Linked DNA regions of Homo sapiens: region 2 is linked to region 1. A link is an interaction called in ENCODE POLR2A ChIA-PET data of the cell type or tissue named here. Cell type or tissue: MCF 10A. All regions are shown on one strand. Links, peaks and the distances in the headings refer to the core of each region. The heading gives the core; the rest is flanking DNA.

Region 1 (5,000 bases), core at 1-5,000:
CTCTGGCCTTTTATTTCCCCACCTATGAAATGAGATTAGAAATTCCTGCTCTGTCTGCCTTATAGAAATCTTATGAGCTTTAAATTAAATGAAGATAATAATGATAACGCCATTACATTTGACATTTAGTAAGTACTTACTGTGTGCCAGGCATTGTGTTAAGCCAGACACCGTGCTAAATTTAGTGGCTTAAAACAACAACCATTGTATTTGCTCACAATTCTGTGAATCAGCAATTTGGGCTGGACTCCGCTGCATGGTATTTCTGCTTTTCTTGCCTGGGATCATGGATGTGACTGCAAATTATCTGCCAGCTCTGATGGCCTAACTAGTCTTCTCTTGTATGTGTGGTGATTGGAAATGGCTACAACTGGTTAGCCGAGGGGGCTTCAACGGGGAGTTTGTCTCTCTTCCATGTGATCTTTCATCCTTCTGTAGGTTAGATCAGGCTTCTTCACATGGGAGTTTCAGAGCAGAATTCCAAGAGGTGAGAGAAGCTGCAAGCTGCTTGTATTCTAGGCCTGGAATACATATCATTTCTACCATATTCTGTTGGTCAAAGCAAATCACAGGATCTAGGTATAACCTAGATCCATGGGGGAATAAAACATCACCTTTTGATGGGAGGAGTAGAAAAGTCACATTGCAAATGGATAGGTGTATAGGAACAGGAGGATCTATCATAGCCATCTTTGTGCACAATCTATTGTACTTGTCAACATACAATCTCACTTAATCTGAATAGCAACCCTATTATTCTCATTGGACAAGTGAGGAAACTGAGGCACAATGACTTGTTGAAAGTCACTTAGTCAATAAGTGTCTAAGCTGGGAGATGAACCCAGGCAGCCTGACTCTAGAGGCCATCCTCTATTTTAATGGTCTTCAAAATGGAAATCACATTGTGGTAGAGATTACTCGTGTTTATCTATATCCAGTTTTTGCCTTCTGGGGCACATGGAAACCACACTTCCCATCCTTTAGAATTTAATTGTGGCCATGTAACTTGTTCTGGGCCAATGAAGGCATTTAACAGCAGGTGTAAATTCTTCATTCTCTTTCATCCTCTGCCTCTGTGTCCCTAGAAACCGCTGGTTAAAATGGTGGAATTATAAGATAGAAGTAGACTGGATTGCCAAGTTCCTATTGGAAAGGAAGCTGCCTGACCTGCAGCAGAAAAGAAATAAAATTGCACGTGTTAAGCAGCAGATTTTCTGATTTATTATTTTAGTGAAGCCAGTTCTTTTCTAATACAAGCCTCATTGTATTATTGTGCTTATAAAGTGAATCTGTAATTATATAAAAATTGTAGTTAAAGGCTGGGCACAGTGGCTTATGCCTGTAATCCCAGCATTTTGGGAGGCCAAGGCGGGTGGATTATGAGGTCAGGAGATCGAGACCATCCTGGCCAATACAGTGAAACCCCATCTCTACTGAAAATACAAAAAAATTAGCCAGGTGTGGTGGCGCACGCCTGTAGTCCCAGCTACTCAGGAGGCTGAGACAGGAGAATCACTTGAACCCGGGAAGTGGAGGTTGCAGTGAGCCAAGATCACGCCACTGCACTCCAGCCTGGGCGACAGAGTGAGACTCCATCTCAAAAATAAGTAAATAAATTGTAGTTAAACAAAAAAGAATAAAGAAAAATTTAAAAGTCATTCTAAATCCTACTCCTCAGGGTCAACAATTCTCAATCTCTTGGCGAATGTCACTTCAGATAACTCTCTGTGTATAAAAATACACAATTTGTATAAATAATTTCATGCTTCCCATATTGTTAGGTAGTCTCCTTTTATCATCAAACAGTATTATTTCAAAATTCTTCTTAGTCAAATAAGAGAGGCGTATGTAGGAAACTCTTAATTATATAACACACAATAAGAAGGCTTTTGAGAATGTATGTAAGAGTACAGGTTCTGCATCAGAGTACTTGAGATCAAATCCTCATCCCATCATTGATTTAGAGAAAGTTACCTCATCATACTGTGCTTCAAGTTCTTCAACTGTAAAAGGAGGATAAGAATAGTAAGAATAGTACCTACTCCACAGTCAGGAGTAAATAAAATTAGGTTTTATTTAACATTTTGTACAATACCTGGCATGTTGTTGACATTCAATAAATGTTCATTTGATAACAGGGTAGCAAATTTACACATTCTATTGAAATGTGCAAAGAAAATATAGCTTCTTCCTTTTTTTTTTTCTTTTTTTTTTCAAACGGTCTTGTTCTGTTGCCCAGGCTGTAGTACAATGGCGCGATCTTGACTCACTGCAACCTCTGTCTCCCAGGTTCAAGCAATTCTTCCGCCTCAGCCTCCCAAGTTGCTGGGATTATAGGCATGTGCCCCCACACCTGGCTAATTTTTGTATTTTTAGTAGAGATGGGGTTTCACCATGTTGGTCAGGCTGGTCTTGAACTCCTGACCTCAAATTATCCACCTGCCTCAGCCTCCCAAAGTGCTGGGATTACAGGCATGAGCCACTGCACCTGGCCTACTTCTTTTAATAGATTTTTCTCCTAACCCTTTGCTGGATAGCAGGGTGTGGCTCATGGTGGTGGAAGAAACCATGTTACATTTTGGTTTTAAAATCCTTTCAAGGAAATATTTAATCAGTCTAAAGTCCATCTTTATAATGAGACTGTTGCCCCCACACTATGTAATTTTCTTTTAAAGATTTCTTTGTATAGGGTAAAAGCTTATGAGGTTTCCTGGTGACAGAGGAAATTTACCTGTTATCTTTCTTAATCTGTCTGGCCATGGAATGGATGATTAGTCACTGCACTGGCATCTATTGCAGGAAAACTGGTTCCTTTGGGTCTTTTGGTAAACAATGGTATCCGTTGCTGCCTTGACATGCCTGACTTGACATTGCCTCCAGTCACTGAAGGTCCTGAGCTTGCAGGCCTTCTTTTCCCAACTCTAGGCCTCTGCAATTCCAACAGTCTTCCCAGACTCTCCCTATTTCCTCACTGGCACACACAGGAACTTTCTAGATTCACTGCATACCATGTACAGACCATAGGGAACAAAGAGCACTACCTGCCTGTCCTATTTCTCTTCAACCCATCCACTCTAACCCTCTGCCAGAGGCTGGCAGAGTGCCTTGCATGGAGGTCTCATTCCAGTGTTTCAAAGTGGGAGTAGATCAAAACTCCCTCTGTTTTGGCTTTTTATTCAACCTAAGTAACAACCCTCTGCCATTCCGGCCAAATTCAGTTCACATGTCAGATAGCCTGCTTCCTTTACGTTTCCTTACTCTCTTGTCCATGCTTTTTAGGTGCTGATTGGGATAGGCCTTCTCCTTTATCTTCTTGTTTGCAGGAACTTCCCTTACACCATTAAGCTCCACTGCTCAACTTTGATGACAGAAAGGTTGAATCCCTACATGATAAGAAACTGCATGACTCTTGATATGAGAACTACGGGTCACTTAAGAACTAGAGTTAATTATAAATACAAATATATTTAATACTCTCTAATATTGCCCCATTATAATATTATCATTATCATCAGCATGTAGGACATGCTTATTTCTTTCTCAGTGCCCTTCGACTTTTCCTGTGATCTTGCATTGCCCACCACATTCTAGATTTTCTAGCTGATTTGCCTGTTAAAAGGCAGTAGGAAGGCAGTCCACCTGCTGTTTGCTTGGAATACAGGAAATGAACATCATACCATATGGGCTGTTTAACATCCACCCACATGGCCCCAGACACAAGCATCAGATCCTCTGGCAACTGTGGGCCAGGCACAACTGGGGTGGCTGCTTTACTTAGGAATGACATATTTTAAAAAATCTTCTTAATTAAATTTGTATCGCACTGAAACAAAATTAATTTTTGGTCTTTCTATTGACTACAAACTGACCGAGGGTCTCTCTGATTGTCCATTGTACATATAAGCCTAAAAATGAATAGTAAATGTTTATATCATTGGCAACTGCATAATTATCACTCTCACCTAGCAGTGCTGACCGTACATAGATTAAATAAAAAACTCTGAATGTGAGGCAAGGGGCTGCCACTGAGACCTTTCCTAAATGTGTACTCCTGCCTCAACTACCACACTTTGTCATTTATTTCTTTAAATCAAGACACAGTTTTTTATACCTTAATGTAAATGGGTTTGCCAAACAATTTAAAAGTTAATTTTTGTCAAGGGAAGGAAACTTAGGCTCCTATATCTCTGGGAGAATGAAGATTTATATACCAAAGGAGAGACAGGTATAGAAAAGGAAGTGTGGGGAAGCAACACAAACTTTACAGTTTATCAGAAGCAGGTGCTTAGGAGGAGTGCTATCTGGAAGAGAGGCCTACTGCATTGCCATAGCTCTGTAACAGGCCGCAAAGTGATCCCAGTTGTACAGGTCAGTTAGGGTGCTTCACCAGGTGCTTTTTCAGCTGATGTGGACCGGTATTGCCCCACAACAATTGAGAGGTGGTGGAAGCAGAGGGCCAGCATCTGCATGCTTGGGTAAACCTACCTAGTAAAGTTGAGATGGTATCTCTTGACTTCTCTTCATGGCTGCAGGCTCTCATTCTTTGAAACATGATCCCTTAATACCCAGCATGTAGCTAGCTGCAGGAATATGTCTGAATGAACTCCCTGCAGAGGCCAGGTGGGTCCTGTCAGTGCAACAATTATCAGCTGGACTTGGACACTATCTTCATATCTATCTTCATAGTTATCTATAGTAGTATATCTCCTCCCCATGTCTCTCAGATATACACAGGTATTCTCAATAAAAAGAGTCAAACGGGGAAGATATCTTAAGGAGGAGCTACTAAAAATACAAAAAATTAGCCGGGCGCGGTGGCGGGCGCCTGTAGTCCCAGCTACTCGGGAGGCTGAGGCAGGAGAATGGCGTGAACCCGGGAAGCGGAGCTTGCAGTGAGCCGAGATTGCGCCACTGCAGTCCGCAGTCCGGCCTGGGCGACAGAGCGAGACTCCGTCTCAAAAAAAAAAAAAAAAAAAAAAAAAGAGTGAACAGCAGAAAAG
Region 2 (7,195 bases), core at 2,196-7,195, 65 kb before region 1:
AGGATAACTAGAAGCTCCACAATGAAAAACGTTCCTGGACTCTGCCCTATATGCTTTTTCCCTTGACTGATTTTAACCTGCATCCTTTCCCTGTAATAAACTGTACCTGTGAGTATAAAAATAAGTAATTTAAAAAATAAAATTACAGTTTATTCCAAATGCTATCAAGGAAATTAAATGCATACATTTCATTAAAAATAAAAAATAAAAAGCAACCATGATCTGTGAAGTGTTGGGGGTAAGATATGGGGGGATGACCCTTCCCTCCTGGAGGACAAGCTCTTGCCATGGGTTATTCCCTCATCCAGCATCTCCACATCTGGGTGCTTACTGGCACCAAGCCCAGAGCTGGGCGTAGGGCTAGGGCACTGCACATTTGCTGAGTGACAGAAAAGAACCATATATGGGACAGCTAACAGGCAGTACAAACTTAAGTTAAAATAAGACATCAACACTTAAGGTCCAAATTTATAACTTCAAGACCAGGACAGTAAAAAGCAGCTAGCAGCTTTTGTAGACCAGAGTAAGTCTTTCTTTAAAAAAAAAAACAAACAAAAACAAGAACAAAAACAAACAAACAAAAAAAATTAAGTCACTAGGAATAGAGGTTTACCAGGGAGGAAAAAAAAATGGGTGTTATTGTTTAATGGGTACAGAGTTTCCTTTTGGGATGATGAAAAGTTCTGGATATGGATAATGGTGATGGTTGCAAAACACTGTGAATGTACTTAAAGCCACTGAATTGTACACTTACAAATGGTTAAAATGGTGAATTATATGTTGTGTATGTTTTTATCACAAAAAAAAATGCAAAAAAAGTCACTGGTACTCTTCTCTGGGTACCTAAGGTATTTCACAATATAAACCCCATGCATGCAAGGCTCAAAATGGCATAAAACAGTTAATATACTTTCCAAGGGACATAAACCCTTACCAGGTAGTGATTTGAACCTGAAGAAGTCTAACTCTACTTTATGGAGAATACACTTAAAACAGTACTCTTTGGTTAATAAAAACAATAAAATCACCTAGTCAATTTTTTCCTCAAAGATTAGTAGGGCTACTAAATGAAGTGAAGACACGATGTTTTGACTCAACGGATGTCTTTGTTTAGATAAACTCTGGTCTAGTGAAGAACTCCACCCCACAAAAAACATCTCTCAGTAGAATAAAAGTTATCATTTGAGTTGGTATATTAGGATAATTTTTTTTTTTTTTGAGATGGAGTTTCACTCCTGTTGCCCAGGCTGGAGTAAAATGGTGCAATCTCGGCTCACCGCAACCTCCACCTCCCGGGTTCAAGCGATTCTCCTGCCTCAGCCTCCCGAGTAGCTGGGATTACAGGCATGCACCACCATGCCCAGCTAATTTTTTGTATTTTTAGTAGAGAAGGGGTTTCTCCATGTTAGTCAGGCTGGTCTCAAACTCCCGACCTCAGGTGATCCGCCTGCCTCGGCCTCCCCAAAGTGCTGGGATTACAGGCGTGAGCCATCACACCTGGCCTATTAGGATAATTTTTAAAAAGTCAAGCTTGCATACAAGTAATTTCATGAGTTGAAAAGTTATCTATATGAAACTCCAGGTATAATTATTTTTCTCTCAGATCTGTCCCTTTTAGCCTCTCTAATTCAATCTCAACAAGCAGACAGCACAAAAGACTCAAACTGTTCACTTATAGAAGCAACAGGTGAAGTGTTTAACACAGGTAACTAGATTTCTAAGAATTTTCTTTAGGTCACCCATAATCCCTGCTGCTTTCATTCTTTTACTCTCGTCCTTCCTCCTATGGAAAACTTTTTGAATGATGACTTATGCCTGGCTGAACATCCCAACTCTGCTCTGCAGTACCAAGTGGCCTCATTTGATCCTCAGTGCCCTGAGATGCCCTGGTGGGTATTACCCAGATCACTTTGGACACACACCTGGCACCACAAGGCTGGATTGATCTGGAACAGATGCATGGAAGATTAGCCCATCAATCAGCACTGCTTTTGTAAAAAACTAGAATTCAAAATTTCCTATAAAATAGTACCTCTAATTTTACTGCAAGAAGTCTTTGCTTTCAGATAGTTTCGGATTAAAAACTTGAGAAATTCCGTCCATCCACCATTATTCCATGAAAGAAACAGGAATAGAGGGAAAAAAACCACCTAGATAATTTCCATGTACTGACAGATGCAGATTATGAAATTAAAATATCAATGACATTTCTTTTCAATCATCATCACATAAAAACAAAAATTAAAAACAAACCAAAAGCCTCCCAGTGCCACCTCAGCATAAATTGAGCAACAGCTCTCCCCATCTCTGCCTTACATAATAAACTACAAGCTAATTAAACTGTGAATGAATGTGATAACTTGTTACCCTTAAAGATATTCACAGAGATAGATGAACTTCATTTTGGAAGCTGGAAGGTAAAATTCCCCTCCCTGGGAACCCCTACAGGAGTCGGCCTAAGCTTCCCTTCCTGCATCCATGTGTGTGTTGGTTCCTTCTGCACTGCACAATCCCCAAGGCTGGAGAGAAAGGCTGTTTCCCTCTGCTCTGTATTCCCTACAGCACCAGGCCAGGGCCAGGCTGAATGAAAGTCAAGTGCAATCCTCGCTATGCTACCGGGAGAGCCCTAACATTCCTTTTGGATATTTGTATCCAGCACACAGTATTATAAGCACTTGACAGCTGAATCCTGCCTCTTTGAGGCTATATTTATTTTATTTATTACATGCCATTTTGTACCTTACTGAAGAAACAAAGGCGGGGGCAGAGAGGGGAGACCAGAAAAATCTCCCAGCAAAAAACAAATGAGTATTGTAATGAACTATAATCATTAAATTGCACTCCATATGTCTGATCCAGGAACCAATAAGTAAAGGGGAGGGTTAATTCTAAATGACCATCAATCATATTGTTAAGCCTTTTTTAAAAGAATACTTATCCCTAAAGAGAGAACCTACACAAAGTGACCTTTGCAATTTACTGGTATCAGGGTTGGAATAGACTTCACAGCTGTGCATTTCACAGCCATAAAAGATAAGAAAATTTGACAGCCTTGGAGAAGTAGGAAGAATCTGCAAGTTAACACCACCCCAAGATCCTCACAATTAAAAATATTTTCCAGAGGATTAGTTCCTCTGTCAAGAAAATTGCAACCATCACCAAGCAGGAACATATTGAACCTGTGAACATTTACTCTGCCAACTTTGACAATTCAATATACCTGAAAACAACCACAATGTGATTGAAAACAAAAAGCAACACCTACCCACTAAGGAAAAAAAGTATGCAGAGAGGACAGAAAAGATTACCATTATTCCTTACTCAGCCTGACTGCAGTTCAGTAGTTTGGATTAGCATTTTGAAGTGTAAACACAATTATTTCGGCAAGGCATGATTTAAGGAAAACACACACACACAAATACACTGTGGTGACACTTGTGTCTCTGCAAGACACAGCAGACGTAAGAATTCAACAATCCCCCTACCCTGTTTTCAGATGCTTCCCCCATCACTGCTACAGGTCACCAGTATTTATTTGCATTACTGCATCCCCCTGCAATGGGCCAGAGTTGTTTCCCAGTGGTGCATTTCAACATTAAAGAGTCATAGGAAACACCTGGAATGATCTGCCACCATCACCAAAACCAAGGCAGCAAATCTGAACACTTCCAATGGGGCTACTTTTTCCTCCAAGCCCTGCTCAGAAACACTTAGAAAGGAGAACCTGAAAATACTTTGTCCCCTTTCAGATAAAATGTTATCAGGAACACCCAGGTGTATGCTGCAAGGTAGCCCACATCACCCAAAGCTAGAAGGCAAGGGCACACTGATTGCAATGGTCCCCCAAAGTATACAATGCATCCATTCACATATCTGGTCTGTTTCATCAACTATGGTAAAGAAAGTGTTTGCTGTTGTGGCAGGGGAGTGGCTCTATGAAGACAAGGTCCCAGAGAGAGTGTTGGCACCTTCATCACAGAAAGAAACAAGTACATACATACCCGTGCCTCTGGAGCCAGCTCAACAAATTTCTGGGTGTTTCTCACATGCCAAGCACTGAGGAATGTGATGAACAAGGCAAATTCTGCCCCCAAAGAAATTTACACATGAACCGGGAAAGATCTCGATAGTCGAGTGTCAGTGACGTGGGGTGGGGGGGGTGGTGTCTATGGAACCACGGAAGTAGGTGCATACCCCAGTAGCAGGTGCATACCCCGGTGTGTGGCTGACAAAGAGGAAGTATCAGGGCATACCAGGAAGGGGTTCAGGTGGAGAAGGCAGTACAGTCTATTTCAACTGACAAGGTAGAAAAGAGGGGAGGAATACAGAAGAACATTTAAGGGGACGAGCGGCACCATTGAGGAGCCAGAGGAAATCTACTGAAGTTCTGGGTGCTAGTAGTAAAGGAGTGATGTGAGAGCTTAGAGAATGCACACTGGGCTAAACGCATGTAAGAGGTGTGGCTGTGAAGCAAGCAGGGCATTCCAATCATGCAGAGCCTGGTAAACCACCAGAAGGTTCACCTGGATCCAAGGACAATGGGGAGTCATTCAATATGTTTAAGCAAGCAATGGCTACCTTCAATTTTTGCTGTAGACCAGCCTCTCTGGTCCTGAACAAGAGTCACCACAAACCAGATACTGTGAATTCTCTAATGATTCCCCATCTCTAGCAAATAGGAAGCACTGTAAAAGACTGTCATGACCTTTAAAATTTCAGCTTTTGGCTGGGCATGGTAGCTCACACCTGTAATCCTAGCACTTTGGGAGGCAGAGGTGGGTGGATCACTTTAGGCCAGGAGTTCTGAGACCAGCCTGGACAACATGGTAAACACCACCTCCACTAAAAATACAAAACTAGGTGGGCATGGTGGCGCATGCCTGTAGTCCCAGCTAGTAGGGAGGCTGAGGCATGAGAATCACTTGAACCTGGGGGGCAGAGGTTGCAGTGAACTGAGATCGCACCACTGCACTCCAGTCTGGGTAATAAAGCTGTCACACACACACAAAAAAAACAAACGGTTTTTAAAAATTAAGTACAAATAGAGTATATGAAACACATAGAAGATACTTACAAATGTGAAAAAACTCGTAAATGCTGAAGAAATAGGAGAATGGCCTCTTTAAGAAGACTTGTGTACAGTTAGACCTAACTGTGAGGTCATATTTTCCTCAAAGTTGTGTCTAAAGTTGTGTGTTTCCATAAGAATCTAAGAAATACTTTTCTAAACGGGGGGAAAAAAGACATCACACTCTCATCGTCACATTTATAAAGGCAATATCGATTTGTAGCTTCAGAGTCTGACAAAAGTCTTAAAAATTGAAAATAACATATTAGACTTCCAGAGTAAATAATCCAAAATATACAACATCAACTATATGGCAGATTTTATTGGTTAATGAAACCATTACACTGTTGATGTTTAAAATAGCCAGGTTTTCTAATCATGCCAGACCAACATATTTTTCTATTATAACTTCAAAACACCTTGTACTTCTGTATTTCCCTTAACTTCTACAATAAAGGATTAATTTTACAGTCAGAGAGACACTTAAATATCAGTGATTTATTATAGGCCTTGATTTCCAAACCAAACACATACCAAAGGTCTGAAACTGCCTGGAAGAGGTACACACCCTAGAGAACCACCTGAGGCCCTGCTTATACACGGAGAATGCCAGCAACTAGCTGAGAACTTTGAAGCCATCCAATTACTGCCCACAATTGCATTTCCTCACCTTCTCTAAGACCACCACCCCACAATAACCCTCACTACACTGAATCATATAATCCACAATCACATTCTCACTCATAGGACAAACCAACAGATCTGGCCTAACATACAAAAGCTACTCAAAAAGGTGACTATGCATTTGTTTATTTCCCCTACTCCAAAAAAAAGAAATTATGATCTGTAATCAGTAGCCTGATTCCCCTGCTGACTTCATGGGGAAAATTGAATAATCACTCAAAATATTCTATTCCACTTTTAAGCCCCAAATAAAATGGCCTAGGGCAGGCTATAACTCACAGGTGCACTGGGCGCTTGTGGACACGACTGAAAGACTGCTTACTGTTGATTGTCTCCCACAGATGATGTTTACCACTATTATACAGATACTGAGAACACAGGCCCATGAAACTAGTCGTTCATTAAATGGGTAGTTTGACCAGAATAGCCGCTTACATACCAGAAGAGACCATTGGTTAAGAGCTTCTATTAGCCTTTGGACTTGGCTTTAAAAAGGGCATAACAGAGATATTACTATACACCTATTGGAATGGTCAAAATCTAGAACACTGACTACAGCAAATGTTGGTGAGCAACAGTAACTCTTTTTTTTTTTTTTTTTTTTTTTGAGATGAAGTCTGGCTCTGTCACCCAGACTGGAGTGCAGTGGTGCGACATTGGCTCACTGCAACCTCCACCTCCTGGGTTCACGCCATTCTCCTGCCTCAGCCTCCAAAGAGGCTGGGATTACAGGCATGCAACACCATCCCCAGCTAATTTTTCTGTATTTTTTTCAGTAGAGATGGGGTTTCACCATGTTGGCCAGGCTGGTCTCGAACTCTTGACCTGAGGTGATCCGCCTGCCTTGGCCTCCCCAAAGTGCTGGGATTACAGGCATGAGCCACCGCGCCCGGCCCCGCCAAAGCAACTCTTATTCACTGTTGGTGGGAATGAAAAACGATGCAGCCACTTTGGAAGACAGTTTGGCAATTTCTTATAAAACTAAACATACTCTTACCATATAATTCAGCAATCATGCTCTTTGGAATTTACCCAAATGAACTGATATCTTTCCAGACAAAACCCTTCATATGAATATTTCCAGCAGCTTTATTCATAATTGCCAAAAGGTGGAAACAACCAAGATGCCCTACAGGAGGTGAAGAGATAAATTATGATACATCCAAACAATGAAATACTATTTAACTCTGAACAGAAAACAAGATATAGGAGTTGGGGAACATGGAAGAAACTTAAATGCATTTACTAAGTGAAAAGTCTGCATACTGTATGATTCCAACTATATGACATTCTGGAAAAGGCAAAACTAAGGAGAGAGTAAAAAAAATCAGTGGTTGCCAGGAGTTTGCAGGGAGGGAAAGATGAACAGAGCGTGGAAGACTTCCAGGGCAGAAAAACTCTGCGTAATACTATAATGGTGGACACATGTCATTATACATTTGT

What was found. ChIA-PET counts read pairs that join two places held together with the same protein. Peaks named below come from ENCODE experiments on the same cell type or tissue, not always from the same donor. Only the 100,000 strongest peaks of a DNase experiment are listed, where the experiment ranks them.
Region 2: POLR2A ChIA-PET joins it to region 1 with 5 read pairs; 7 of 35 experiments call an interaction of 5 or more read pairs at or near these places.

What each region holds. Positions count from the first base shown.
Region 1 is chr10:59,962,768-59,967,767 of GRCh38, forward strand. No RefSeq gene overlaps it. Among named protein-coding and RNA genes, the nearest start is that of LINC01553, 4.4 kb to the left of the region's middle. In MCF 10A, for the core only: no CTCF peak of the experiment used is centred there; a DNase peak (open chromatin) is centred at 2,814.
Region 2 is chr10:59,896,053-59,903,247 of GRCh38, forward strand. The region is part of intron 1 of CCDC6 (coiled-coil domain containing 6); the gene reads right to left. Among named protein-coding and RNA genes, the nearest start is that of CCDC6, 6.9 kb to the right of the region's middle. In MCF 10A, for the core only: no CTCF peak of the experiment used is centred there; no DNase peak of the experiment used is centred there.